2 separate regions of the Homo sapiens genome follow, and region 1 is linked to region 2. Evidence: chromatin loops called from intact Hi-C (ENCODE). Cell type or tissue: endothelial cell of umbilical vein. All regions are shown on one strand. Links, peaks and the distances in the headings refer to the core of each region. The heading gives the core; the rest is flanking DNA. Region 1 overlaps PELO-AS1 (PELO antisense RNA 1). Region 2 overlaps PELO-AS1 (PELO antisense RNA 1).

Region 1 (15,898 bases), core at 3,328-11,327, 49 kb before region 2:
AGCTGGTAGAAATTTAGGTGGCTTATGGCCGTTAACTGAGTTGCTCTCCAAAAATTACCTTCAACCCAAAGTTGCTCACTCATGAGTAACGGCAGGTTGGTGTGGACATATAAAGCCACAGCCCCTTCCCCCTAGGCCATCTGACTCTCCTGGGACTGGCCAAAGCCTATCTTGCACTGCACTGTAGCTCACCTCATCCTTACCTGCCTCCTCCGTCACCACGGAGGTTAATCCATGTGTGTTTACCACAACTCACCTCATCCTTACCTGCCTCCTCCATCACCACAGAGGTTAATCCGTGGGTGTTTACCTGTAAAATTCCTGCAGCAAATTTTCATCTCAGAGTCTGTTTCTGAGGAATCTTCCCTAAGAGAGGCCCAAACCATTGCCAAATTGTATGAGAAAATACGGTAAAAGGCAATAGAGAAAAATGGGAAGGGGCAGCACTTTGCAATCTATGGCTCCCTAAATTCTGTTTTCAAAACCCCTCTGTACCTCTCTCTCAGTTTGTCTATAACTGTGTGGGTAAAAGCCAGTAAAGTTGTTCTGTCTTATTAGTCTCTTGATGTTGTTTGGTAGAGAGACAGATTCCTAGAATTGCTCTCATGTTAATTTTGAAGTTTAAGCATGAAATCTCTTTTGTTCTTTGCTTGAGTTGAATTAGCTGCTCTTTAATATGCACATCTATCTAAACCACTGGGTGCAGGGAAAGAGACAGCCAGTAGCCCAGGGAAACTCAAAAGAGCAACTCTTGGTCATATTTCAAAGCATGTGTGGGTGACACACATAGTGCCTGAATTCCATTTATATTCCTTATATTATTTATACTAAGTGTGATATCCTCTTTCCTCCACATTTGGTCTTTGGGCACCCAGATAGGTATCATTGTAGCCACCTGGCTCAGGCTCATATAGGAACTTTTTTTCAGTAACTCTTATGTAGGTCCTATGGACAACATGACTTCTATTTTATTGTTTAAAATGTAGGCAAATAACTATGATGCAGGAGCACAAAATGAACTGTTACTTCTTTTTTTAAATTGAGATATAATTCACATCATAAGTTCATAATTTTAAAGTACACAATCTAGTAGTTATTAGTATGTTCACTATATTGTGCTGCTATCTTTCTATCCAGTTCCAAACACTAATTTCCATTCTACTCCAAAAACATCACTTATCCTTCAGCAGCCAGTCCTAATTTTCCCCTTCTCTCATCTCTTTTGGCAACCACTAACCTATTTTCTTTATGGATTTTTCTATTTTGGAATTTCCATGTAAGTGATATTATACAATATGTGGCTTTCTGCGTCTGACTTCATTTGTTTAGTGTAATGCTTTTAAGATTCCTCCATGCTGTAGCATGAAACAGTACTTTATTCCTTTTTATGGCTGAATAATATTACATTGTTTGGTTATACCACACCTTGTTTATCCATTCATCAGTTGATGGACATTTGGGTTGTTTCTCCTTTTTGGCTGTAGTGAGCAATGCTGCCATGAACGTTTATGCACATGTTTTTCTGTGAAAATATGTTTTTAATTTTCTTGAGTACATACATAAGAGTGGGACCCTGTGTTAAATGGCAAATATGTCTTTAACATTTGGAAAAACTGCCAGACTGTTTTCTAAAGGGTCTGTACAATTTTACATTTATACAAGCATGCATAAGGACTCCAGTTTCTCCACATCCTCACCAATACTTGTTATTTTCTGTTTTGATGCTATCCTAGTGGGTGTGAAAGACTATCTCATTGTGGTTTTGATTTGCATTTTCCTGATGACTAATAAAGACGAGTATCTTTTCATGTACTTATTGGTCACTTCTATATCTTCTTTGGAGAAATGTCTGTTGAAATGCTTTGCCCATTTTTAATTGGGTTATTTGTCTCTTTATTGTTGAGTTATAATAATTCTTTACATATTGGAGATGCCAGATCCTTCTCAGATATATGATTTGCAAATATTTTCTTCCATCCTGAGAACTTTTAACTTTATTGATAGTGTTCATTGCAGCACAAAAGTTTCCAATTTTGATGAAGACAAATTTATGTACTTATCTTTGGTTTTGGGGCTTTTAGTGTCATATCTAAGAAACTGCTAATCCAAGTCCATGCAGATTTACAACTATGTATTGTTCTAAGAATTTTATAGTTTTAGCTCTTACATTTAGGTTTGTGATTCATTTTGAGTTAGTTTTTGTGTAAGTAGAGGTCCAACTTTGTTCTTTTGAATGTGGATATCTACTTCTCCTGGCACTATTTGTTAGAAAGACTATTATTCCCTCATTGAACGGTCTTGGAACTCTTGTTGAAAATTAACTGGTCACAAATGTATGGGTTTTTTTCTGAACACTCAATTGTATTCCATTGGTCTATATAATGTCCTTATGCCATGACCACACTCACTGTCTTGATTGCTGTAGCTTTGTAGCAAGTTTAGAAATCAGGAAACTTCTCAAAATTTCTCCCATTGTGTTTTTCTTTTCCAAGATTGGTTTTTCTATTTAGAATTTCTTGTCTTTCCATATGAATTTTAGGATCAGCTTGTTCATTTCTGAACAAGAAAGTAGTTGGAATTTTGATAAGGATTGCATTGATTTTGTAGATCAATTTGGGGAATATTGCCATCTTAGTAAAATAAAGTCTTCCAATCCATTAACAAAGAATTATTTCTATTTTTTAGGTCGTCTTTAATTACTTTCAACGATGTTTTGTAGTTTCTCTTGTGCTATTTTCTCTTTACCATGGTCCACATCTCCAACTTCAGAACCTGCTGCTGCCTGTTCTGGGAATGGTTGCTATCATCAGACCTGATATCTAGAAGTAGTAGTAGGAGAGGGGCAGGCATTGAGGGGTTGATCGAAAAAAATGGTGAAAGGAAAAGGAAGTTCCTGGTAGAAGTCAGGAGATAGGAAAATGAATTTTATTTATAATCAAAAAGATTCAAGTCATTCATAAGTAATTCATGACAACATCCAGTACTTTAAAGCAACTTTTTCTTTAATCAACAACCATCATTTCACAAAATCACTCTTGAGACTTAAATTCAATGATGAATGACACCTCTATTGGTCAAGAAATTTCTTAAACTTCTCGTATCAGAATTGGATTCAGAAATCCTGGCATGGACTTAGGAATGTTCTCATGTTTGTGGTATCTTTTAAAGGTCATTACAATCTTATTAAAAGAAGTAAAGTATAATTTATTGAGGTTACTTTCTTAATGGTAGTTGGAAATTGGTATAGTGAAAATGTATTGAAATATTAACGCATGCTTAGTTCTAAGGTTATCTTTTCCTTTCCAGTTTCTAAAGAGTATCCAGGCTCTTTTGGTTCTTTTGTCTTAGGAGAGCTTTTAGTTTGTTCTCTGACAGCAGAAGGAGGGGTTGTTTCACAGCACATATGTGGTGAGTGGGTTTTGAGTATTTATAATCCCACTCTTTGCGAAGATTCCTGTGCATATTTTTCCTATATAACATTTCCAAGATCTACATGTTCTTGTGGTCAGTATTAGTATTAGAGAATACTGTGAAAGAACCCTCCAGAAATAACTAATATTGGTTGTCATACAAGCCCATGTTGGTAAGTATTCTGTTAGATTTAATTAAATTTAAAGAAAGCAAAGTAATGTGACACTTCTGGCCTATTTAAGTACTTTGTAGGATGAGAGTCACTCCTCGAACACTGGTTCTGATATAAATTCCAAACTAGGAGCACTGCAACTATGTTGAACTATTGTGAAATAAAATAACTTCTTTGCAGGGTGACTTTGAAGTGCAACATCCATTTGGATATAAGTTTTCATGGCATGTACTTAGGAATGTTCTCATGTTTGCATTATCTTTGAAAGGTCATTAAAGTCACATAAGTTTGTAATAACTTGATATTCATGTGGGGTCAGAAGTACATGCCGTTTAGACTGTGGTGCAATTTGAGGGACATTGGAGACAAGGATCATAACTCTGTTAGGTCTGGCTTCCTGCTACTTGTAGCCACACAGAGGTTTTCTGGGGCACAAAGCATACAAATTATGATTCTCTCTAAGTTGCTTTTATTACTCAAGGGAAAAATTAACTTCAGATGCAATTTGATATTAAGTTCTTCAAATATCACATTGATATGAAAATTATGAGTCTTATGGTTGGACAGAAAAATAATTATTATGCTTCTTGGTTCTGGACTTTTAAATATACCTAATCTGCTCACACCGCTTGCCACAGACATGCAAAGGATGATAGCAGGTTATAGCTTGAACTAAGGTATTTCCCCATAGCTCTCTGATTTCTGTGCTCAGTCTTCGGTATTCTGTTTTCATTTCACCAGCTCTTCAGTTCTTTAGCTTTTTCATTTTGTCTTGTGTCTCAGCTGTAGGCTCTCCTTGATTTTGTGATCTGCAGTTGGATCCTCTGCTGTTGGACCTTATTCCTTTCCCAATTCATTTTATTCAAATATTTTGCATTTTTTTCACCTGGCTGTTAGTGCTGTTTCCAGATAAGAGACACTTACTCTACTAGTTTTTGTTCCCAAGGACACACATCATCATCATCTTCTGGGCTGGACCCAGCCTAACAATCAGAATCAGACACTTCCATTTATCCAGTCATCTACCCTTTTGGATAGTCTGTCTATCTCTAAGATTATTGTTTTAGAAAACCTAGACTACATGATTTCTTCATTATAGTGGGTATCTCCTCAAATTTATAGGTTGAAGTCCTAACCCCAGTACCTCAGAATGTGAGCTTATTTGGATATAACATCACTGAAGATGTAATTCATTATGATGAGGTCATAGTAGACTAGGTGTAATGGTTAATACTGAATGTCAACTTGATTGGATTGAAGTATGCAAAGTATTGATCCTGGGTGTGTCTATGAGGGTGTGGCCAAGGAGATTAACATTTGAGTCAGTGTGCTGAGAAAGGCAGACCCACCCTTAACCTGTGTGGGCACAAGCTAATCAGCTACCAGCATGGCTAGAATATAAAACAGGTAGAAAAAAGTGTGAAAAGACGAGACTGGCCTAGCTTCCCAGCCTACATCTATCTCCCATGCTGGATGCTTCCTGTCCTTGAACACTGGACTCCAAGTTCTTCAGTTTTGGGACTCAGACTGGCTCTCCTTGCTCCTCAGCTTGCAGATGGCCTATTGTGGGACCTTGTGATCATGTAAGTTAATACTTAATAAACTCCCCATATATATATATAGAGAGAGAGTTTTGTCCCTCTAGAGAACCCTGACTAATACACTAGGGTAGGCCCCTAATTCAATATGACTAGTGTCCTTACAAAAAGGGAAATTTAGATACATAAATGCACACATGAAGAATACCATGTGCACATCAAGGCAGAGATGGGGTGATGCATCTATAAGTCAAGGAATGCCAAAGATTTCTGGCAAGCCACTAGATGCTAGGGGAGAGGCATGGAACAGATTCTTTCTCAGAAACCTCAGGAGGAACCAAACCTGCCAACACCTTGATCTTGGACTTTGATGTGGTTTGGCTGTGTCCCCATCCAAATCTCATCTTGAATTGTAGCTCCATAATCCCCATGTGTTGTGGAAGGGACCCAGTGGGAGGTAATTGAATCACGGGGGTGGGTTTCTCCTGTGCTGTTCTTGTGATAGTGACTTTGCTCCTCCTTCGCCTTCCACCATGATTGTGAGGCCTCCCCAGTTACGTGGAACTGTAAGTCTATTAAACCTATTTTTCTTGATAAATTACCCAGTCTCGGGTATTTCTTCATAGCAGTATGAAATTGGACTAATATAGACTTCAAACCTTCAGGGCAATACATTTCTGTTGTTTAAGCCAACCAGTGTGCGGTACTTTTTAAGGCAGACCTAGTAAACAATGCATGCTGTTAAACATAAAATTTGTATTCCTAGTTAGACAGAAGACCACTTCTTTTTTTCAAAATTATATTTTGAACTTGATTGATTATGTCACTTATCACATAGTCTCTATATTTTCTTGACCATCCAAATAAGTTGAATGATGAAAACTTTGTCATTTTTCTATATTTTGAAATATCAACTAGAATAATGTATATGAGATATGGACTATATATGAGATACGGAACACCCTCAGTTCACAAACTCCACCCACTTCATACACAACGTGCTTAGCAAGCAAATTAAATTCACAGATATACCAGTTTGAACTTATTTTGTTCTCATTTTCCTTTATTAGTGGTTTGACCCTGGCTTAACCTTGGTTTTGATTCCTTAAAAGGGATAAAATTTGGCCTAGCTCCCAGTTATATTTGGCCTTTTGCAAGTTGAGTCTTCCTTAGAACTTCCTTCCTCCCAATCCATGCCAATTAATTCATCAATCTTTTCTTAACTAACATTTCTGTAATCTCTGTGCATTTTTGTCAACTACTTCTGAGGCACCCATGTGAGTCAGCCACTGTGCTAGCACTGAAAATATAGCAGTAAGAAAGGAAAAAACAGCCGTCTGACACTGGGTTGAGGTTTACAGAAGAGTCACAGTGCAACCTTTTGTGGCTTGAATTTTTGTGCTGTCTTCTCTTTGCTGCAAACTGCTATGATTACTTTAGTGATGAACCAATTCAGGCTTGAGTATGTATCACCTACTTACTGACACAGAAGATCCTGAAATTCTGAGTATATAAAGCTAATGAATAAAAGGTATGGGATCAAAAATTTCTTCCAGGCTAATATCCCCACTACTCCAGCAACCTAAGCCACCCACTTCTCTTCTTTTTAATTATTAAAAACGTTTTTGTTTTTATACATGTACAGAGTTTAAGAAATCAGATAGAGATAAAAGTGCCCTGTTAGAAAGCAGTGGTCCCTTCTCCTACCCACTCTACCCAATGCTCCAGCCTTAGGCCCCAGAGCAACCATTTTCAACTCTTCAACTTTTTCACCCTATTTCCTCCACATTTATAGATAATATTACTGATATGTCTTCATATGTCACGATTATGTATGATTTACTAGCTTCCTTTGGTAGTCATTGAAAAATGTTGCGCTTCTCAGCATTCCCTTGCCATCACCACACCCCGACTTGCCTTTTCTTCAGCCTCCCAGCATAGCTCTACCACACATTCTCTTTAAACAAGCATGTTAGCATGGTTATGGTTACATAAATAACATCCATCGCTTTTCCAAGTTTATTTCTCAGACAACTTTTGGCTTTTCCTAGAGTTAATCATTGCCTTTTTGAAAAGACCTCAGTTTATAATGCAGACTTTGAATAATCACTCTATTTTTAGCTAAGTGCCTTCCCAGGGCCTTGCTTATCCTGATCTCTAGTGGCCCTAAACCCTGAGACCCTCAAGGCTTCTGCAGAGGGAAATGACTCACGGTCTTTGGTGCCTTTCCCCTGTGGAGACTTCAGCAGTCACTTCCTTTGCTCTATTCAGTCAGTAACCAGTCCTATATCTACTTTGCAGTATCAATACCACTTTTTCTACATTATAATTTTAAAGTAATTTAATAAAGAAAAAGAAGTTAACATGTATGTTCAGAGGCCCCAAATTCCTCTTAATAATAATAAATTTATCTCTTCTGGACTTAAGACTAACAGATGTCTCTCACAAAGCCACCACAGAGGTAGACTCATTAAATCTCATGTCAAACATCTAATATAAAATTCTACTCTTTTGGGTTTTTTTTTTTTTTACCTTCTCTCTGCCTGTCTCTCCCTTTCTCTCAACTTTTTCCATTTTCCCAGTGGCCCTTAGATTGAGGGAAAGAGGTAAAATTGTATAATCTGCTCACTGGGTGAATATATACCAATTGTTATACTAGAAAATTAGAGAGGCACCCAGGTGGCAATAACTTCCCTTATCTCAGTTCATCCATGACAAATGAAAGATTTTCTGAGATGATAAAGCAGCACAAATTATCCTAAAAAGAGAAAAGCTGTTCAAAATCACGAGTCCTAAGGGATGAGTTCATCATCTCGCTTCATTTTTACTGATAGCCTGAATTTACATGCCAATATGTTTGGATAATTAAATGAAATGCCTCCTTTAGTTCAGGTGTTATTAGACCAGTGAGATGGGGTCTAAATTGTGGCTTTTCAGCCAAATGTAAACTTTTGGGGTGAAAATTGCTTTCTTCTGCAGTTTATATTCCTGGACTACTTCATTTCTAATCTCGTTAATTGCTTGGCAGGTATATCACATATCAGGATTTTTGTTAAATAAATTAGCAGGAAGTACATACAGGAAAGTAATCTTATAATGGGTTAGTACTATCAAACACTGTCACCATAAAGACCACTAAGATTCGTGCTCAGAGTATTTTGAGACATGTTGGCTTCAGTTCAAGAATAATCTCTTTCTTGTTTTCAGCATAGGGTTTGACACATAGTACTTCAAAAATCCACCAAAGTTATTTTACCCTTGGCACCGCCTTATCTAGCCCAGGCAGAGGCAATTTCCAATGGTTGCACCCTAATTCTACCTTCCAGGAGAATGTGATTCCATCCTCTAGAAATTGCCCTGCCTCATGTATATGCATGGAACAAAAAGGTCCATGGTATCCCTAGGCATGTCTTCTATCATAAATGCACCACATCTGGGAGGAAAAGCCTCATTTTAAGACGCAATGTTGGGCACACTTTATATTTAGTGTGCCACAGTATCCCAAATGTCTAGCATAGAGTGAACATGAAAAATATTTGCTAATTGGCAGCATGTCTTTGCCATTTTGGAACTTACAGTCTAACTGGCAAAAGAAACCATATAACAAGAAGTTATAGTGAACTATGATAATTACAGAGGGAAGTGAGGGCCTCACAGGGAGGCACTTAATCCAGACCCGGGGAGTCAGGGAAGAGCTTCTGCAAAAAGTGGTGTCCAAGTGCAAACTGGAGGATGAATGGGGCTTACCAGCCAGGAGTGGCTGTGTGGGTAATGGAAGGAATATGGAGGGCAGGAGAGCGTTGCAGCAGAGAATGTCCCAGCAAGAAGGAATATTGTAAGATAAGGCTTGAAGAAGAGACAGAAACTGGAGAGGAAAGAAACTATGACTGGAGAGTAGAATAAGTGGTGTGGCTGAAAATAAAGAAGAAGAGACAATAAGGGAGAGCCATAAATCCATACGTAACAGTTTAGATTTTATTCTAAGAACCATGAGTAACTACTGAAGGGTTTTAAGCCAAGGAGTGACAGAATCTAGCATGTCAGCTGGCATGATGTTCTCACAGGGATTTGGATTCTTGATCTTCAGTGGAAAGGTTGAGGGACAAACATTATCTTTTTCCTTGGCCACATTCTGAGGTATATTTTACATATTGGCAAACTGAAATCCATAACTCCTACCAAATAATTCCTTGGATCTGATCCCACCTACTCTTCGTTACTTTTCAGATTCCGTGTGAAATTTACCTCTTATTTATCAAGGTGCAATCCATTTCTTAAGGCTCCTGAAAGGACATGCCAAAGAAATTGCTAAAGCCCAAAATGTTTACTTTCCAGCTGTCCCCAACAATTTGTGGATAATATTTCCTAATATTTGGGAGTTTGAGAATTTATTACAAAAAAAACCCATGCTGGATTAGGTTTGATACTTAAATTCAGATATGTAAATAATTTCAATTAGGCAATATCCCAAATTGGTATCTATTCTTTTTCAGAATTATTAGAATTTTGTAGCAGGATATTTTGTTCTACCAGTCAATTTGATGTAGGCAGGCACTGAAGTCTGCTCTGGTAAAACTGAACCCAGTGATATCATGAGAGACTTTGTTGGAGTGTCTCCCCACTCCTTTCCATCAAGCATGTGTTTCTAAGTGCTGGAACAGCATTACCTACCATTCTCCTAAATAAGAGCTGGCCGGCCACGTAGCTGTGTCAGGAGAGCTTCTACAGTGTTTCTTCTGAGCACTCTACAGAGGTGATTCTGTTTGGGTGCCCTCTGTTGCTCTTCTTTTATCCCTGGTCCCTGGTAATAGAATCCAGTGATGAAAGAAGCACAGAAAAGCCTTAGTAATCAGATGGACTTGGGTTTACATCTTGATTTTATCACCTTTCTAGTATACTGTCTGAGGCATAATCTCTATTTTTTCAGCTTCATTGTCCTTATTTATAAAATTACAATACAATATCCAATATACAAGATTATTGTAAGGATGAAATGAGACACAATGAATCAAGTGCCTAGCACGAGGCCTGGCCAATTTAATGCTCAATGAGTGGCAGCTACTGTTACACCCATGAGGAAAATGTAAAGTGCTGGCATTTTTCCATTACAAAAACTAAGTGTGGACTTTAAAATTAGCCAACACTCTGGGGTAGAGGAACATATATAAATCAGATGTGGCTTTTGCCCTAGGGAAAATCCCAAAAGACAGCTGCTTCCTGTCATCAAGAGGAAAATGTCGCATGGATTGAGGAAGCAATGGTCTGTGTGAGATTTGAGATATCATTTCATCATATTGATTGTTAGTTTTCTTATCTGTAAAATTAATATTTAGGTTAAATGACTGCTAGGTACTTTCAGCTCTGTATTTCTGAAGTGCCAGGGATGCATTTTAGCCATATTACAATTTTACTAGGGGCTAAGACCATTAAACATCTATGTTCAGCTAAGAACGCAGTTGTGGAGCCTTTGTGTGTGTGTGTGTGTGTGTGTGTGTGTGTTTGTGTTGTGTTTGTGTGTGTGTGTGTGTTTGGTATCCACACAGCATATAAAAAGATTCATAATATTTAAGGCTATTTATTTTGGGTTCTTCTGTTATCCCGCATTTCAACCATGATTACCACAGGGATTTCAACAAATGCTTACCCTTCTCTACCCATATTTATGAGGGCTTGACTTTGCCTCTCTGCTCAACAGTCTTATATAAATATGCCATACTTTTTTATGTGTATAAGTAATTCAAATGATTGATGTAATGTGTGTGTGTATTTGTGCACACATGTACACTTGCATAAGTATGTGTGCACTTGTGTGTGTGCAGAGGCCTGCACATAGAGACAGACATTTCAACTTCAAGAGTTGACCTCAGTTAGGATAAAGTAATGTGACTTTGGGAGATTACAAAAGATCCTACCTGTTTTAAATTTATCTCCTACCAACGAAACACTGACTTTTCTTTTAATGCCAAACAATGAGTATCTCTTGGAAATATCATCTAACCCCATGACTTCAACTACCATATTGGTAACTCCTCAAAGCTCTAGCCTTCCAGAGAAAGCCCTAGCCCAAAAACATATATTTCAAATGAAACCAATATAGTCTGCAGACTACTAAAAAGGCCAGGTGATTGATTTCTTTTCTTCATTAATTTGAGTGCAATTTGCTTCCTTATTGATATAAGTGGTTTATCTCATTGGAAATAGCATCTTTATTATACAATCACCTTGTGTTTTGACGGACAGCTACTGAAAAACCATGTTGGTATGTGAAATAAGGGGAGTTGACATTAGTGTTTTTGTCATGAACTACAGGTCAGGCTAGATATTGTTGGGGAATAAAAAGGTATAAAATAAGCAATATATGCACATAGGAAAGTACTCACAATTAGAAAAGCTGGAAACTACCTGGGTTATTATTGATGGCTAATAAGTTTATCTAACACTTAATAGTTTAAAAACATATGAGGCTCTTGGCTATGATATGTGTATTTTTTTGAGACTGGGCCATATGTTCAAACAAGCTTGGTATTCAGATCAAATTGCCTGCAAAATTTGGTTTTAGAAAAGCTCTCAAGTCAGTTGAATAATTAACTTTACAAGCCTTTTTACTACCTTGGTATTTCTTTTCACTAATGAATAAATTAAAACAAACTGGTTTGTGTATGAAAAAAAGCTAAATATATTAATGTGTAGCACTCATCTTTTGAAGCTGAACTCTCAAAGTTCAATATCAACATTTTTCTCAGGATTACATATATTTCTTTTTAAATGCTAATTTCTGAGTAGATCTCTGCTTCTGTTACTTGTAGCTTCAATGGTCTGAAATTCATCTGAGAAACATAGATGCAGTGGCAGAGAAGAGAAAACCAAAGATTGGAACAGAAAATATAAGGAAGGAAATGGGTTTTGTGTAGTGAGAGAGAGCATGAGAAAGTCTGTAGGTGGGAGTTAATATGGAGGAGAATTTGAAAGCAGGTGATGGGGTTGAGCTGAGTCACAAGTCAGGATGCTATTGGTTTTTAAGGCTAAAAGCTTGAACCAGAAGGGCCAGAGTAATGGAGATGGAAAAATCCCTGATGATGTAAACCAGGAGGCTGTGGCTGAGTAAGAGGAAGAAGAGAAAAGATGAAAACCAGAGTTCAATTCCAGGTCACAGTTAGAAAAATTACCAGGAGAGCAGCAGCAGACACTTGTCCAAGAGATAAGAGAGCCTTGAAACCAAGGCACAGTCTATTCAGCAGAAAATCTCCTCTTGCAGAGGCAGGAAACAGATGATGTTATTTACAGATCAAGAGCTTCCCAAGGCCTTGAGCATTAAGGTCAATGCCAACCTCTACAAGTCGGCATCCTAACAGAGCCCAAGAATGGGAGAAGAAGTAAGAAGAAGGTTGCCCCAGAAATGCTCAAATTAGGTCAGTCATTTCTAAGGCATGTATTGACTTTGTAATTTTATTTTCCAAAGAAAAATTTGCCATCCCTGTCTTGACACTGTAATAAAGAGTCTGAAAATAAGAGAAAAATATTTAATATTAGGACTATCTCAGAAAATCTAGGCTAAACACTTGCTGCAGCTACCACGGATAGGACATAAGAAAAATGAAGAGTGATGTTAAGTAACATGCAAAATTATCATATAAATATAAACCTCAGATTCTCCCAAAAGTGTTGAATGTGATCCACTGTTTCAATAACAACAAAAGAAATGCGTTAACACATCTGATATTAAACCAAGAATGAAATGTCTGGATAGGCCATCATGACCACAGCAAAACAAAGACCTAATTAGTCTAGTAATATTTTATATTTTATTTTATAGAAAATATCTGTCATTGAGCATTCAGTACAACATGGAGAGCTAACACGAAAACTGTAAGATCCCATAATTGAAAAAACACAGCAGAGTGTAAAGAAAGTCATTTTTGGTCTCTAAAAAGGTAGATTAACCTGAGGCCAAATAATATACCTTAACAGTGATGAAGGGAACAAAGTAACACACAGAGGCCCCCATTGAAAAGGGGCTTTTTATTACAAGTTCCTTTTAAGTCAGTAAAACAAGACTGTTATCTGGGGGTTTTGATCTGCGGTTGATAATGTACTGATATTCTCACAAACATAAATGCCTGTAAACAGCCCACTGTACCTCAGAAGACCTTACTAGAAAGTCAGGGGCATAAAACAGTAAGAAAATCTAGAGAGATGAGAGTCATCAGAAACAAGTAAAGTTGAAACAAATGTAGGACTGTCCATTTTTTTCTTTGGAATTTTAATTATTTGAAGGTAATCTTCTAAGATCCTATTTCTAGAAATTTTCATTCAAATCAAGCCAGTATATGGTACTGAAAACCTCATGTGGTGACTTTAACGAGTAGCATATTTTGCCCTTAACACGATGTACTTAAATATACACTTACATAGGTTGTTTTCATAGCATCTTAAGACGTAATCTGAAAACGGCTCTCAAAGCACACTATTCCTTTGAACCTTGGAAAATACTAGTCTGGTAAATTTTGCAAAATATCTGGCTTTAGCAGGGAGAAGGCCTGCTAGTAGTTGCACAGGTTGCTGGGAAATACCTTAAATTGTTTCCTTTACGCAAATATGGGAGCAACTAAACTTGTGCTCACTGTTTTTTAGAGGGAACAGACTAACATTCCTTAGGTTCACCAACATAACTTACCCAGGGCAGCTTAAGAACCAAGAGATTGCTGTGCAGAAGCTCTTTAGTTTAATTAGATCCCATTTGTCAGTTTTGGCTTTGTTGCCATTGCTTTTGGTGTTTTAGACATGAAGTCCTTAGAAACTACCATCAGAGTGAACAGGCAACCTACAAAATGGGAGAAAATTTTCGCAACTGACTCATCTGACAAAGGGCTAATATCCAGAATCTACAATGTACTCAAACAAATTTACAAGAAAAAAACAAACAACCCCATCAAAAAGTGGGCGAAGGACATGAACAGACACTTCTAAAAGGAAGACATTTATGCAGCCAAAAAACACATGAAAAAATGCTCATCATCACTGGCCATCAGAGAAATGCAAATCAAAACCACAATGAGATACCATCTCACACCAGTTAGAATGGCGATCATTAAAAAGTCAGGAAACAACAGGTGCTAGAGAGGATGTGGAGAAATAGGAACACTTTTGCACTGTTGGTGGGACTGTAAACTAGTTCAACCCTTGTGGAAGTCAGTGTGGCGATTCCTTAGGGATCTAGAACTAGAAATACCATTTGACGCAGCCATCCCATTACTGGGTATATACCCAAGGTACTATAAATCATGCTGCTATAAAGACACATACACACGTATGTTTATTGCGGCACTATTCACAATAGCAAAGATTTGGAACCAACCCAAATGTCCAACAATGATAGACTGGATTAAGAAAATGTGGCACGTATACACCATGGAATACTATGCAGCCATAAAAAATGATGAGTTCATGTCCTTTGTAGGGACATGGATGAAATTGGAAATCATCATTCTCAGTAAACTATCGCAAGAACAAAAAACCAAACACCGCATATTCTCACTCATAGGTGGGAATTGAACAACGAGAACACATGGACACAGGAAGGGGAACATCACACACTGGGGACTGTTGTGGGGTTGGGGGAGGGGGGAGGGATAGCTTTAGGAGAGATATACCTAATGCTAAATGACGAGTTAATGGGTGCAGCACACCAGAATGGCACATGTATACATATGTAACTAACCTGCACATTGTGCACATGTACCCTAAAACTTAAAGTATAATAATAATAAAATACAATAATTAAAAAAAAAAAGAAGAACCAAGAGATTACTATAGCAACTTCGAATGCAGAGATTCTTAAGGTGAGATTCAGGAGCCTCCTGTTCTAGGATCACCTTAGATACCAGTTAAAAATGCGAATCCCTGGGCCTCCTTCTCAGATAATTAAATAGCATCCCTGGCAAGGAGGGATCATGTGAATCAGAATGCTTAACAAGCTCCTCAGGTCATTCTCATCTCTAAATTAGAGAGTTTAGTGGCTCTTGTGGTTCACTCTTTTGATAAAAATCTCAAAGGCATTGTATTATCTTGATGGTCATGATCTGGGGAAGGGAAACAAACTTTTCCTATGAATCGTTATGACAATCTGAGCCTGGAACCATTGCAGGCAACCAGCACAGTGTAATCTGAGATGCTTTCTGCAATGGAGTTTTGCAGTTTCAAGTTGAAGATTATTTTGCCATTTCATCGTCTGAGACTCTATTTTCCTCTTTATAGTTTTTGCCAACTGATCGTGAGGAAAAGACTTAATGATGCCTTTTGCTTTTATATTTTACTTCTGTTTTTTTTTAATTCACCCTTTTATTTAGTACCTCTTTATAATTTTACTATTCATTAGGTCAAATGAGGACGAAATATATTTAAGTTTTAGTATTTTGTCTACGAGACTTCTGTTTTAGCATTCCTTACTCTCCCCCTTGCTTTCTTTGATTCTTTTGAGACATTTTAAAAAATGTAAACCATGGTGCACTGATCAGTAACCTTTCTCTCTCAATGTAGTAGAAATCTTTTACACCTTCCTCCAGGGTAGTTGTATCTTTTCTCCTTTATAGCTGGTTTTCTGGCTACTGATTATGGAGAGACCCTGGCCTTTGTTTCTGCTCCCTTTCATATTGGGAGATAAGGTAATGAAGAGAGACATCACTGCTCCAGAGGGGCTCTAGCTCCTGCTTCCAATTTGCAAATGTTAAATTTTCTCACAATTTTTCTTCCTTCTCTCACATGACCTCATAAAAGCACA
Region 2 (15,898 bases), core at 5,212-13,211:
AGTCTGTCTCAGGCAGTTTGTGGAATGCCTTCTTTCACAGTTCCTCCATGACTTTCTCCTTGAGGGACCCAGTCATACATTAGGCAAAGGTGGAGAAGGAGGTTCCTTCTACCTTTAGTTATTTGCCACATTGATTAACTTTGGTGCCACAAATCCCTGTCATTAGGTAATCAGTAACAAGATACAATGATAATTTTAGAATAAAATACATGAATTCCATTTGAGTCACTTCTTTGGGTTAAGGTTATAAGAAGGCATTGTTAAAACACACATGTCTTACCCAGGCTGGATAAGCCATTGACACATTTGAATCCATTATAAAGATGGTTTGGGTGATTTTCTGATTGCTATCATGAAAAGCAGAAAAAAGGAACTAGAGGGCCTTGAATAAAATTCAGTACATTTTGTTATGAGATGAGAAGTAGTAGGAAGAAGGGAAAAGCTGCATTGTGAAGTGAGAGCCTTTGTGGGTTGTCTGAGAGAAAACCGGGAGCCCTGAACATGGAGAGGTTCACACTGAGTTGTTGGGAGAGGGCAGTGACATACTGAAGTCAGCTTATGACTGTGGTGTTTTTTGTAGAGCTGGCAGAGAAAGACAGGAAACTATTTTTACGCAACTAGCCAGTTTTAGCTGTGTTAATGGAAGAACTCTGTTTTTACTGTAATAATTAACAACAAAAATGACTTACATTATCTAACCTTTTAAAATTCATAAGATAGACTCAAAGTACCCTGAAGTGAATGTAGCCATGACTGTGGAAGGTAGTATTACACCCCACATTGGAGAATAAAATGAGGAATAAAGCAAGTTTAACAGTCCAAGTTTTATTAGCTAGGGGAAAAAATTGGCTTCTTATTTTTAAGTGTTCTTATATATTAAATTTTAAATTATTGTTAAGTAAAGCAAGTAGGAGAAGTACAGAATCCCACTGTGTAGAGGAAACTACTATTAATACATTAGTTGCATCTTTCTAGTTCTTTGAAAAATATTTTTTAAAAAATATTAAGTATGTATTTGGTATACATTTTTGGCCATGCATTTTAATCTATTATTATAACTTCTTTTTCCCATTTAACAACAATTTTTTTGTGTGTGTATACGAATTTTTTTGTTTGTTTGTTTGTTTTAAATCTCCTGCTAGTCACACCATTGGTGAGGGATGAATCCAGGTTATGGGATGGCTGAATACATGGCACCCAACCTGGACAGATGAGATTGGTAGCAGTTTACTGGTGTCCTAAACTCGGAGCCCAGGGTAGGAGGACACTGTGCCATGCAGGGCCACATGAAGGTTACAATCAAGAACGGTATAAGTAATAGGAACTGTGGGAGATGGACTTTGTAGTATTAAGAGGGAAGGTGTCCCCTGGTTCCCACAGGAGGATGTCATTGGCTTGCTTGTTTGAATAATTTTCTGCGGCTGGTGGGAAACTGAAAAGTTACTCAAGGCTAGGCAGAAACAACACCCAGCCTCCTCCCATCTTGATAAAGAGATTTAATAAGATAAAGAGATTGATAAAGAGGTTTGGATCTGGAACCTTATCACTGGAGGCAGAGTGGGGAGGATGACTTGTGGTTATGACATTTGAAGCCTTCCTGATTTCACCAGACATCAAGGTAGACATAATATTGGACCTTAATTTTAGACTTTACACCACATTTTTATGAAGATGTAATCTATCAATAAATTGAATTTTTGCAGGCATTGATAACATAATGTTCCAATTCTTATCTTTGGGTAAAAAGATTTATATGGTTTTAATATTAATATTTTCATATTCAATATTAGGGCCTCAAGAGAAAATATTGTCAAGAGAAATGAATTGTTTTATCTCTTGATACATATTTTCAAATGATGTTGAAACAAAATTTCTGACATTTAAGTTTAAACCTTTTTACTATACTATATTGCTTCTGCCAATGATTGTGACAATGAAATAATCTTAAAGAAACTACCTTTTCATTAAATCACTGTCCATAAAGTTTATGTGACAGCTTACTTTGTGATTATATTGGAATATAAGTGCTTTGATTCACCAGGTTGGGGTTGGCAGAGTGAAAATTAAGGCCAAACTTTACTCAACAAGAATGACATTTTAGTGAAACACTAGTACAATTCTTGAGAGAAAATAAATCAGAAGTTTCAGTCAAATCTCAACATAAATACAGGCCAAATCTCTTTTAAAATAAATTCTTGTTTACCTGAAACTGATCTCTTCTTAAATATTAATAACTAATAGTTTTATTTCAATTTATATTTCCTTGGAATTATACATATTGAATTTCAAAAGGGAAGGAAAAGTATGTTCTTAAACTCCAAAATATGAATAGATATATTATATATTAATACATACTTGAATTTACTTAAATTATTGAATATCATATATGCAAAATACAATTTAAGGCTTAGCTTTGAATATTGTAATAAAAACATATCAAAATAACTTTAAAAGAATTAGCAAAGCCATGTTAGCTCAGTAAAAATAAAATAAAGATTGAAAAAATATACAATGGCATTGTTGTAATGAAAAAGCTAAGTTAAATTCTTGTGATTATAAAAAAACATTTGCTTTTATTTAGTTTAAATCATTTAAATATGTACAGTCTATGAGAAAAGGAAGTACATACATTAAAAATAGCACTTAGTCTACTCCCAATGGAACTGAGTTATTTACATGATTATATTTCAATAATAATAATCATGTTAACATAATGCTTCCCATTCATTTTTTTAATGCTAAGTTAAACCCAACTGATGCTGATGAATACAGTACATTTAGTAAAAAGACTGAATTTAAGAATATTTTAAATTTAAAGTAGCTTTTACTTTTAAATAAAATGACTCTTCAGATATGATTGGGCTTTCAGTAACTTTAATACTTGAGACAAAACTTTTGGAAAGTACAAATAAATAAGTTAAATGTAGCAACAAATTTAAAAGTTACAGGTTTCATATTCTAATCCCAGGGATGAAACTTCAGGCTCTTAGGCCACATTCTACTGATTCAGAATTGAATGTTAAAGGAAACATAACAACTGAATATAATAGGTTGTCCAATAAATAATAGTATAGAACAACACATTAGAAGGTCTGTTATCTTGAAGTATGAGAATTGTTTTTCTCTGGGTTTGTTTATTTTTGAGTGTGGAGATCTTAAATCTGGGGTCTCCATCAGCAGGGGGAAACAGTTTTACACCCTTTTTGCATTCTTTATTGTTAAAGTATAAAACTTGATCTTCCAAATTATGGCCTTGCATTGTCAGAAAATAATTTTGAATTATTTTAAAAATATACTCTACAACTTGTAAATAAGACTTGTGAACATGCTACAAATAATTTTATTAAATGTCTATCATATTAAAGATCCATCCACTTTTATAATGGTACTTTTTACTTATCTGAAAAATTCACATGTACTAAATAGTTTATTCCCACATGATGTTTGAAAAATGACTTTTGCCCTTATATTATGCATATTGTAAATATAGTTATAATATGGGTTTCAATATAATTATGTAATACATAAAATAATTTATAACTGTAATACATGTAAAAGGCTTGTTATGACATTTATTCCAAGTTTTATATTCAGTGAGAAACATTAATATGTCCCCTCAAACTTCATATGTTGAAGCCCTAGCTGTCACTGTGTCTATACTTTGATATAGAGCCTTTAAAGATGTAATTCTCATTAAATGAAGTCATGAAGATGGCAACTGATATCATAGGATTAGAAGAAGACACCAGAGAGCTCCTTCTCCCTCTGTGTCATGTGAGCACACACCAAGAAGGCAGACATCTGTAAGCCAGGAAGGGCCCTCATCAGAACTTGACCCTTCTGGCACTTGGATCTTGGACTTGCAGCCTCCAAAACTGTAAGAAAATAAATTTTTATAGTTTGAACCACTCAGTCTATGGTATTTTATGATGGAAGCCCAAACTGACTAAGACAATGCACATTAATTAGAAGTATCGTAGGTTTTTTTTTTTTTTTTTCTTTTCAGAGATGGAGCCTTGCTCTGTCGCCCAGGCTGGACTGCAGTGGCGCTATCTCAGCTTACTGCAAACTCCACCTCCCAGGTTCAAGCCATTCTCCTGCCTCAGCCTCCCAAGGAGCTGGGATTACAGGCATGTGCCACCACGCTTGGCTAATTTTTTGTATTCTTAGTAAAGATGGGGTTTCACCATATTGGCCAGGCTGGCCTCAAACTCTGGACCTCGTGATCCACCCGCCTTGGCCTCCCAAAATGCTGGGATTACAGGCGTGAGCCACCACACCCTGCCCATGTTGTAGGTTTTTAATTCAGTGGTGTTCAGATTAATTGGGTCATTCTTTTAATCATTATGAATGATACACATAAGTTTTCATAGTCTTTTTTCCATGATTTGTCCTGTTAATGTCTTCCTGAGGCTTTAGGATAAAGTCTCACTCTCAGGAAATATATAGTTTATAGAAATTTGTTTATTTGTTGAACTCATACCACTGGCTAGGTCATAGCTATAGGGCAGTGATTGTTATAGAATATATCTGAAAATATTCTTTCTCAGGCTCTTTAAAGCTTGCCTATCTTAAACACAGCTGAATGGTCCCATAACAAATTTATGTAATTCCATCATTGTTACTATAGCCACAGTAACAGGTTCCCACACATATGAAACCAGGGAGTTAGCTATAGGCTGCCGTCTAGCCCATTTGTTTTTTCTTTTTATTTTTATTTTTATTATTATTATACTTTAAGTTTTAGAGTACATGTGCACAATGTGCAGGTTAGTTACATATGTATACATGTGCCATGCTGGTGTGCTGCACCCATTAACTCGTCATTCAGCATTAGGTATATCTCCTAATGCTATCCCTCCCCCCTCTCCCCACCCCACAACAGTCCCCAGAGTGTGATGTTCCCCTTCCTGTGTCCATGTGTTCTCATTGTTCAATTCCCATCTATGAGTGAGAACATGCGGTGTTTGGTTTTGTGTCCTTGCGATAGTTTACTGAGAATGATGATTTCCAATTTCATCCATGTCCCTACAAAGGACATGAACTCATCATTTTTTATGGCTGCATAGTATTCCATGGTGTATATGTGCCACATACGTGTGCATGTGTCTTTATAGCAGCATGATTTATAGTCCTTTGGGTATATACCCAGTAATGGGATGGCTGGGTCAAATGGTATTTCTAGTTCTAAATCCCTGAGGAATCGCCACACTGACTTCCACAAGGGTTGAACTAGTTTACAGTCCCACCAACAGTGTAAAAGTGTTCCTATTTCTCCACATCCTCTCCAGCACCTGTTGTTTCCTGACTTTTTAATGATCGCCATTCTAACTGCTGTGAGATGGTATCTCATTGTGGTTTTGATTTGCATTTCTCTGATGGTCAGTGATGATGAGCATTTTTTCATGTGTCTTTTGGCTGCATAAATGTCTTCTTTTGAGAAGGGTCTGTTCATATCCTTTGCCCACTTTTTGATGGGGTTGTTTGTTTTTTTCTTGTAAATTTGTTTGAGTTCATTGTAGATTCTGGATATTAGCTCTTTGTCAGATGAGTAGATTGCGAAAATTTTCTCCCATTTTGTAGGTTGCCTGTTCACTCTGATGGTAGTTTCTTTTGCTGTGCAGAAGCTCTTTAGTTTAATTAGATCCCATTTGTCAATGTTGGCTTTTGTTGCCATTGCTTTTGATGTTTTAGACATGAAGTCCTTGCCCATGCCTATGTCCTGAATGGTAATGCCTAGGTTTTCTTCTAGGGTTTTTATGGTTTTAGGTCTAACATGTAAGTCTTTAATCCATCTTGAATTAATTTTTGTATAAGGTGCAAGGAAGGGATCCAGTTTCAGCTTTCTACATATGGCTAGCCAGTTTTCCCAGCACCATTTATTAAATAGGGAATCCTTTCCACATTGCTTGTTTTTCTCAGGTTTGTCAAAGATCAGATAGTTGTAGATATGCGGCGTTATTTCTGAGGGCTCTGTTCTGTTCCATTGATCTATATCTCTGTTTGGTACCAGTACCATGCTGTTTTGGTTACTGTAGCTTTGTAGTGTAGTTTGAAGTCAGGTAGCATGATGCCTCCAGCTTTGTTCTTTTGGCTCAGGATTGACTTGGTGATGTGGGCTCTTTTTTGGTTCCATATGAACTTTAAAGTAGTTTTTTCCAATTCTGTGAAGAAAGTCATTGGTAGCTTGATGGGGATGGCATTGAATCTATAAATTACCTTGGGCAGTATGGCCATTTTCACGATATTGATTCTTCCTACCCATGAGCATGGAATGTTCTTCCATTTGTTTGTATCCTCTTTTATTTAATTGAGCAGTGGTTTGTAGTTCTCCTTGAGGAGGTCCTTCATGTCCCTTGTAAGTTGGATTCCTAGGTATTTTATTCTCTTTGAAGCAATTGTGAATGGGAGTTCACTCATGATTTGGCTCTCTGTTTGTCTGTTATTGGTGTATAAGAATGGATACAAATGCCAGAGTGCAAAAAGCACAGGATGTATGCAGACACAGTGATGGGCCTTGTCTACTTGCTTTCTTGGAGTGCACACTTCTCAATTTTGAGCAGAATCTTGACATGTTCCACTACTGCCTCTTTTGTAGTAAATGTGTGGTTTCCAAAATAGGTCTCTTTGACAAGGAGACATGATATACTAAGAGCCCTGTGGGCCAGAAATGGAAAGCCTTCAGTTCTTCTTTATGTTACACTGCTAACAAGGTCTGTGTCCTTGGGTGAGGTGTACAGACTGTTTAGGCCTTAGTACCCTCATTCATAAGTAAACATATTGAATTAGATCAGTTATTTTCAAGCAAGTCTCTATGGAGATGGAGAGGATGGGGTGGGCTTACCATGTGAGACTCTGTTGTCTCTCTTTCATTCTTCAAGCCTGGAAACACTGTTTTTATCCCTTATTGTGTCTTTAGCATAAAGGGCTCTCTTATTTTGTTTAGGTTTTTCACTGACTGGACTTGATGACATTGAATGTATTTTTTTTATTTGTAATCAATTCTATTTTTATATTATGACCACAGCTTAACTGATGCCAACCTTCCCATCAATATTTATTTTAGCTGAAATATCATTGTCCAAATTAAAACAAGTTATTGCATACTCTTTAAAGATTCTATTGTGTGTCCAGCTCTGTGCTTTATTACTTAGTATTTGGGACTAAAATAAAATAGGTGGCATTTTCACTACATTCAACTATGTTGATGTTATGATTTCCCAACTGAAATTTTTCCCTTGACACCTTGGAATTTCCTGTTCAGAGATCTTTTACAGCTCCTCTCTACTGTCCACAATTCTGGCACCACATAGACATCGAGAATATATTTAGTATTATGTACGCTAGGAGCAATGCATTTTATAAAATTTCTGGGGACAAGTAAGCCTGGGTAGATTAATTCATCTCTGGTTCTTAGAGGTTATATTTGATAAGTGTTATCCAAAATTTCCCAAGAACAACTTAAATTGAACATAGTGAAGATTTATAATCTTGAAGAATTTCGAGAACATTGCCAGAACTAGGACCTATTTGAGCAGCTGTCAGCTATCCAAAGGCATTACCTTAAAGATAATCTGCTTTTAGGCTGTGTATATGGCATGCATGCTTCAGTCCTCTAAAGAAAGGGAAAAAGACCGAAACAAAAAGAGCACAATTCAAAAGATCTTTAAGTTATTAATAGAATAGTTTAAACAGATTATTTAAAAACAGTTACCTGAAAGGTTAACGTCTCACTGACTTTATGAGAAAGAGAATTGAAGATGTTACTTTACAAGCTATGATGGAAACCGAATTTTGCAGAAACAACAGTGGATACAGACACAGATATCAGTGGTCTGAGGAAGGTTGCAAACTACATTAAGAAGCTGAGAAAACGGGAAAAGATGGCTAAATTAGAAACAAGAAGATTAATGGGCCAAATAGCATTAGGCAGGCTGATGATGCTGCTTTCTTTAAAATGGTGAATATGAGCTCATTGCTATCTAAATGTCAGTCACTCTGGCACCTCACAAATTTATACCTGGCATCTCCTTGGTGAATGGGTGGGTTGGCAAAAAGAGGAAGGCACCAGGATTAAGTTAAACTCCCCCCAGGAGACTCTGCTATATATATGAAAAGGAGGCCAAGTGTTACCTGTTACTGGGATTTTCCAGCCGTCATCAGGCTAGAATTGTGGGAAAAATGAGAAATGAAAAGAAGCAGAGCTGCTGCATAAAATGCGGCCAGGGTTGTGATATTAGGAGACATCTGAGAGGGACACAGTGGATCACGGCTTCCAGCCTATTCCAAAATCAATAAAAGAGAAAGCATTTAGAATAGGGACTTACAGATTTAAAAAGAAAAAAGGAAGCCAGTAGAGGTTGGAGGAGTAAAGGATGATGCGAAACAGCACTGAGAAAGGAGATGAAGGAAGGTGAAATGAAAAAGGAACCTGCAAATCTTCTTCGAGAACATTTTGCCTCATCAAGCAGTCATAAATTTGTGTCTTTTAATATGTTCTGTCTGGTTATCTTTATCAATTTTACTTTATTACAGCCTTTCTGGTAGTTATTGCATCCACCTCGGCGAATGAGGGCTGAAAAGTGTTCCACATGAAATATTCATTGGGTTTATAGCTTTAACCTTTAAAGTAAAAGCCGAAGTAAAAAACTTGAATAAAAAGAGTTTTAGTGTCCATTTTATGTCTGTGAGAGCCTAGTGAAAGGAGAAAGGGAGAGGAAGCTAACAGGGAGGAACGGTATGGAAAAATCTTGAAGCAAAGACAACTTTTAAATGGCAAGTCTAAGGATATGGGGGAAAAAAAGTGAAAGAGACAAAAGAATCTGAAGAATTGAAAATTGTTAGGATGAAGCCAAGATGTGACTTCAGCGGTCCAGTGTGGGAAATTGCTGTTAAAGGAAATGGAGAGTTTCAAGGACTTTTGTCTGAGTTGGGGAGAGTAGCCCCTTGGCTTCATTCCCCAGGAAGCATGGCAGTTATGAGAAGAACCTGGCAAGGAAGGCCTCAAGAAGGGCAGGATTCACTTGAATTAGCAGGATAATTATAGTAAAGTAGAAGATGCCTCCGTGGAGTATCTGCTCTGTACCACACACTTCACATAAGTTACTTAGTTTACTTCTCACAAACAGGCATCGTTTACCCCATTCTACAAATATGGAAACCAAGACTTTTAAGTGACTTGTCCAGGGTAATAATGTCAAGCAGAGAAATTGAGATACATCTCTCTTCAGAGCCCAGGTTGCTGCTCCCCACCTAACCTCCCAATGGAATCTTCCACTGTTTGACATGTAAAGCAGTTGGCAGTGACCACCCTCCCCTCACACCACTCCCCTGCTGCCAGTTTTGAATTAGAAGCAAGCAAAGTGCTCCAGAAAAAGGCACTCTAAGTGGGTTACATAAAATGCAATAAGCAAGCTACAGCCTAGTATCTATCAGTTCAAGAAGAAAGAAAATGCCAAGGCAAAAGTGAACTTTTTTCTGAGGTCATTTAGGCTTTGACACAATGGGTTACTCTAAACAGTAGTTCTCAGCATTTTCAACCTTGGCTTCACATTGGAAATCCTGGGGAGCTTTAAAAAAATCCTCATGCCTGGGTTCTACCCTAGAGACTCTGAATTTACTGGTCTGGGAATGTTTTCCTTCGGAAGTTTTCATTGGAACTCCCCCAGGTGCTTATAATATGTGGCAAATTCAAGAACCATTGCTCTACAAGTTGAATCAAATAATGAGGCATGTCCACTCCAGCCTCCAAACAAATGGCATTCATCTTTGCATCCCCCTGTTAGTCTAGTGTCTCATGTACAATAGATGCTTAATTATGCTATGCATAATAGATGCTTAATAAATGTTTGGAGAATTAACTTGATGAACAGCAGAAGACATATATGTATAGCTCTGGTCTTTTGTTATCTGGGTATCCCCTTCGTGCCTTCAAATCTTCAATATTCATGGGTAAGTTTTATGTGTCTTTCTAGCACAAATAAGCCTCAGCAGAGCTGGGTAGCCATAACTTTCTCAGTCAAAAGATATTTGTGTTGTTTCATCTGTTGTTAGTGTACTCCTTTTGTGTACAACACTGATGCTAAAAACACTATGGGATTCCCCAAAAATCTTCTCTGCTTCCCTGTGGAAAGCACCACACCTCAGTCAAATACTAATTCCTTCAGGGAAGCTGACCTCTGGTGGCCAGACAGGCAGCACAGTGTGGCTGTTAAGAGCATGGACCTGAAATCAAGACATCTTGAATTCAAACCTAAGCTCTGTTGTTTATTGCATACCTGTGTAACTCAATTTCCTCATTTGTACCATAACTTGAGAGGGGACTCATACCTACTTTACAGCAATGTGGTGAGGTTCAAATGAGTTTGTGTATGTGAAGAACCTGGTACCTGGTTAGTGCCATAAAATTGTGTACCACTATTACAGGGAGAATGCTTTTATTAAAATGAATTTCTGAAATTGTCTATAAGCATCAACAATTTAGAAGAGAACATTTTTTAGCAGATGTTAACTACCTGGTAGAATTTACAGGAATATGCTACAGAGGTTTTCAGGTGTTGCTCAGAAGGGGCATGGGATGGGCGGTAGGGATGGCTTTGGTGCCACTATTTGCTCTTTGCCTGGTCTAGTGTACATTGAAGCCAGTGAGGTTTCACTGTACTCAATATATGGCCAAGATCCATGTGAATAAAACACACAATGTCTTATTATGATATCAGGAGTAATACAAAAGGCTGGACATGTTATTCATTCTTTGGTCACTTGTTTCTTCTGTTATTCTCTTGCTTCCAAACAGAATAGGCAGCAAGGGCAGTAGACACAGCTTGTGCAGAAAAGTTGGTTGATTGTGCAACGGTTTTGAAGATCCTTACATTTCAGCTCTATTTCCTCAGGCAAGAGGATGAGTTGGGCTTTTAAAGGAGGAAGAATGGGAACAGACACATGTGTGCAAAGTATGTCAGGTGTGAAATCTATAATTCAGAAAAGCATCTAGGTTTGACTTCACAAAAACTTACTTGAATAGGAGAAAAGGATAATAAAAGCCAGGTTGCTGAAAGGTAATCTAAGGGGATAGAAATTATTTATAAGTGATATTGAACTTTAAAAGTTATACAACAAACCTTAATCTAAACAGCAAGTTACCTCTAATTGGGGTCCTGTTAGAAATCAGAATGAAACCATGTAAAGCTAATGTCTCACTTTATTTGGACTCTCAAGGAGATAATACATCAAATGATAGAATCTGAGGGTTGAGGATAGTTTATTTTGTGTTTCCAAGTGTGATTTTTCTGGATTTCAAAATGACTGCCTTGATATTTATTTTTTCTCCTGGGAAAGAAGGGAAAAAGCCTCTACTGCATTCCCACTGTCTAGAATATTAGCTGTTAAAATTCCTATTGGCTGACCTCATGAAAGAGGACACTGCATTTGACCAGCTCAGCTTTTATTCCCCCTTTCTCACTGTAGATGTTACTGTACAACACACTGAATATTGGATCAGTCTTTGAGAAGCACTGTAACATGACCTGCACAAAGAGACAAGTAATTCTATACTATTTTCTTCCAAGCTCAAGTTGGCACAGATAAAATTCCTGTGCATTAATTTATAATTAAAACTTGTGCCTTTCTAGAAAATGCCTCATCTCTGCTTGGCTTAAAAAAAAAAAATCAATCTGCTGTTTTTCCAAAAAAGTAGAGATAATTTAACATGTCATTTTTCATGCAATTAGTTTATTGGCTACTTTACAAGAACCAAACAAGTCTAAGAAAATCAGTCATTGTAGTTTGTGTTCATGAGTGACAACCTGGTGCTTGGGAGAGCCTAGAGCATGATTAAGGGCTTAGGAGAGAAAACCAAAGGTTTTTCTTTGTTAAAGAAACAAATAGACAACTTCTCTTTGCACCTCTAACTGACTTAAAATTGCTAATTGTTTTCGTCTGTGTGTTTTTGTAGACCACACTCAGGATTCAGCTGCGTCCTTCTGAATGTGAAAAGGAAGACCTGACACAAAGGGATACAAAATATCAATACCTTCCATTCTCCCTGTGTCTCAGTCCCCTGAATCACCAAGGGGCGATTAGATTCGAGATGGCTTGAAATATGTTGACTGAGACACTAATGTGGAATTAGTAGGCCTGGAAAAGAAGAAATAGATCTGCAGAAAAACATGCAATTCTGGATTAGTAAGCAGCTTAGAAATATTTATTCAGTGCTTACTAGTCACAAACAGAAGCTATATGTAACTGGAGTGGAAACTTCGCACATTTCCAGCAAGTGGACAGGATTTAACTTAGTGACCCCAGTCTGCAGAGGGCAGCTGACCTCAATATTTAATCATAGCTCACTGGACACAACAATGAAATTCTAAGTAGTAAAAGAGGTACAACCAAAAAATGAAAAGAGCTTACTCACCTACATGAAGGCTGAGAAAATTCTTCCAGCTCATAGCTCAGGGAAGAAAGGTGTTTTGTCACATGCATTTTGAAAAGGGTACTGCATTTGGGACACTCCCAAATTCTGAAGTTTCTGGCTTTACACGAATGTCTGTGGTCACACTTAGTTTCAGGAAAAGTTAACACAACTGAAATGTAGGTTATAAAGTCTGTATTTTAGCAGAAGTTTTGAAAGACTTCTGCTAAAGGAGACTTCATACAGGAATACCTAAAGAATCTTCTTCAGTATTTTTTTTCTTTTCCATCAACAAGCAAGGATGGCCGATTATCTCCAATCCTGGGCTGTGGCATTAGATATGGCTCCTCAGAAGCTTAGGACCTCAGCACCTTTCTTTTTGTCTAAATCCCTGGAAGCTTTTAATAATTTTGTCTTGTCCTAGCATTGCTCAGGCAACTAACTCCAGCTGAGCAGAAGAAGAAGAACATTTAAGCATAACCTCTGTAAGGAAGTTTATAGTAGACCACCCAGAGCTCGGAGCAGCCTGCCCCCTACCTTTTTCCTGAGAAATATAGGAAGATTTATAGGACTAGACATTCAGCTTATAAATAGGAAATTCACTTTGGGAATTCCCTTGAGATAAGCCAGGAATGTATTTGTCAGCCAACATAGAAGCACTTCAGCTTTTGCCTTCGAATACCTCAAGAACAGTAAAAATTAACCCTGAGGAAAAGAGCACTTGTTAGTCTTGCAAAATCCTTTCTCCCCTGTAGAAGTATCCCTAGCAGGACCCTAGGACTGATTGTGGGTGTGGTCACTTCCCCAGAGATAACAGCTCCTTCACAGAAAGGAAATGTAAGACCTCAGGTCCTTGGGAATGCTAATTCTCCTGAAATCAGGTTGATGGGTGTGCTCCCTTCCCTGGGAGGCAGTTTTGAAATTGGCAAGGCATTTTGTTTGTCTTAGTGATGGGAGGTGTGGTACAGACACAAATTCTTTGCTACTTTTTCCATTGAAAGATGAGGCCAGCCTGGGGCAGAGGGTCATGGCTGTAATCCCAGCACTTTGGGAGGCCGAAGAGGGAGGATCACTTGAGCCCAGGAATTAGACAACAGCCTGCGCAACGTGGTGAAACCTTGTCTCTACTAAAAATACAAAAAATTAACCAGGCTGTGCCTATTGTCCCAGCTACTCGGGAGGCTGAGTTGGGAAGAACATCTGAACCCAGGAAATCGAGGCTGCAGTGAGCCACGATCACACCATGCCACGGCACTCCAGCCTGGGCAACAGGATGAGACCTTGTCTCACACACACACACAAAAAGAAAGGTGAGCCCTATTTCTCTCCTTTGAATCTGGGTGAGCCTTACAAGTGCTTGACAGAACAGATATTGTACTGGTTTCTGGGCCTCGGTCTTATAAGACTACTGGCTTTCCCTTCTTTCTTGGAGCACTCACTTGGGGAACCCTGATTCGACATACATGGGGTCTGGCGAGACCAGTGGGAAGACTCGGAGAATGTATGGGAAGAGAGGCCCAAAGGAGCTCAGTTTCTGGCTGTCCTTGCCAAGGTTATAGGTATGTGAAGGAACCACTAACATTTGGGGTTGGTTTGCTATCTGGCAAAGATAACGCGCCCACATTTTGGTACTCAACACCTGGTGATACTGTAATAAAAACCTAAAATTCATGGATTATTGGTTTTATGACAAGGCAGTGAGTAGAAACTGGAAAGGCCCCAAGAAGGCTATTTGTTAAAATGGAAGGGACTTTTAGGAGGCTGTTGATGAGGGATTCAAGGACAGTGGAGAAAATGTTATTGGAAGCTGGAGACAGATGTCTGTTGTGATGGTAGTGGCAGAACGTTTAGTGAAGTTGTTGTTTGCAGTCATGGCAAGTAAAAATTGTATCTAATAAACTGGTGGATCACATAAAGTGTTGATGTGGGATGTCAAAAGTGCCTATTGTTTATTTTAGCTGTATATGAAAGATAGGGAAAAGAGCCATATGAGAGAAATAGAACTGTTAAAACTTTGAGGGGAATTTAAAGGATATGTAGAGGATTCAGGACAGTCAGTTTTTTTTTTTTTTTAAGAAAGGTATTTCTCATCCTAGTCTCTTCCAACAAAATATTATCAAAGTAAGAAATGGTTTCAAGGCACTGATCTAATCTATGGCCTCTGAGGCCTTAACAATGGTACTTACAGCTACAAGGTACTGGCCAGTTCAGCTGTGTGCTTTTCCTGGCTTACAGATGGCCCTCTTTTGGCTATGTCCTCACATGGTGGAGATGGAGGAGACACAGAGAATGAGATCTCTCTCATGTCTCTTCTTATAAAGGCGCTAGTGGCATGATGAGGGATTCACCCTCATGACCTAATTGTCTAACAAAGGCCCATTTCCAAATACATATCACTTTAGGGGTTAGGGCTTCAACATCCTAATTTCACAGGGGACACAATTCAGTCCATAGTACACTAGCAATATGTGTTCAATGGATTTCAGAATTGCTATGAACCAGTGACTGCAGTGTGCCTTCTATTCTCTCCTTTCAGATTGGTAATATCTTGACGTTATCTTACCTCTGTCCCAACATCATATGATAGGTGTGGGTGACGGGCAGATTTCACATAGAGAGGAATAGTACTCGGAAAGCTGTACTTGAGAAACTTTATCTAAGGAGTTTCCTCTGCACCCGGACCTGATGGAGACAAGATTTTAGACTTGAGGAGTGGGGATTTTAGAAGGGGCAGTTAATTAATGTTGCATATGGGAAAATATGAATAATTTGTGGTGAGAGGGTAGATTGTGGTAGATTAAAGATGAGTGCAATTTATTTTCTGCTATTTCCATGGAGGGGTGGGATCGACTTCTCCTCTTGAATCTTGCCAGCATCTTTGACTCCACAGGTTCCGGCTTAGGATGTAGGAGACTGATAGCTTCCATTCCTCTCTCTTAGAACACCCGTGCTTGGAGTACTGAACTACTATGTGAGAAAGCTAACCACCCTGGCATTTAGGGAATGGTGCTAGGGATGATAGACTTCATGCAACAATGGGGGAGTCCTGCAAAACTGAGAATGTTTTTCATGTCCTCCAAATGAACCATAAAGCATTCATGTATGTGAAAAGCATACATTAAAATTTTCTATGTAGGGGTTCTTAATTGTGGCCTTCAGACCATCAGCATCAGCATCAACTGATAACTTATTTTACATGCAGATTTTTGGGCTCTGCTCCAGATGTACTGAATCAAAAACTCATGGGTGAGACCAACCAAGCAATCTGTGTTTTATCAAGCTCCTTGTTGCACACTAACATTTGAGAACCACTGATTTATGCTAAGAAATAAAATTTTATAGTGTGCACCCAATTTCCCAAGAATGCTAATGCTGTACAAGTTTAGGGAAGATTGTACAATACCTTATTGAGGTCTTTACCGGGAAAGGCTAATAATTTTAGAAAATTATGCAGTTCATGGTAATAGACTGTGTCAACACGTTGCCCAG

What was found. Peaks named below come from ENCODE experiments on the same cell type or tissue, not always from the same donor. Only the 100,000 strongest peaks of a DNase experiment are listed, where the experiment ranks them.
Region 1: it touches region 2 in a loop (5-fold over the local background); 6 of 110 quality-filtered maps call a loop at or near these places.

Annotation. Positions count from the first base shown.
Region 1 is chr5:52,734,633-52,750,530 of GRCh38, reverse strand. The region is part of intron 2 of PELO-AS1 (PELO antisense RNA 1); the gene reads left to right. Among named protein-coding and RNA genes, the nearest start is that of ITGA1, 45 kb to the left of the region's middle. In endothelial cell of umbilical vein, for the core only: no CTCF peak of the experiment used is centred there; DNase peaks (open chromatin) are centred at 6,340 and 7,330; H3K27ac peaks cover 1,534 bases.
Region 2 is chr5:52,687,765-52,703,662 of GRCh38, reverse strand. All of the region lies in intron 2 of PELO-AS1 (PELO antisense RNA 1), which reads left to right. Among named protein-coding and RNA genes, the nearest start is that of ITGA1, 92 kb to the left of the region's middle. In endothelial cell of umbilical vein, for the core only: a CTCF peak has its summit at 10,177 (motif pointing left); DNase peaks (open chromatin) are centred at 10,162 and 13,022; H3K27me3 peaks cover 176 bases.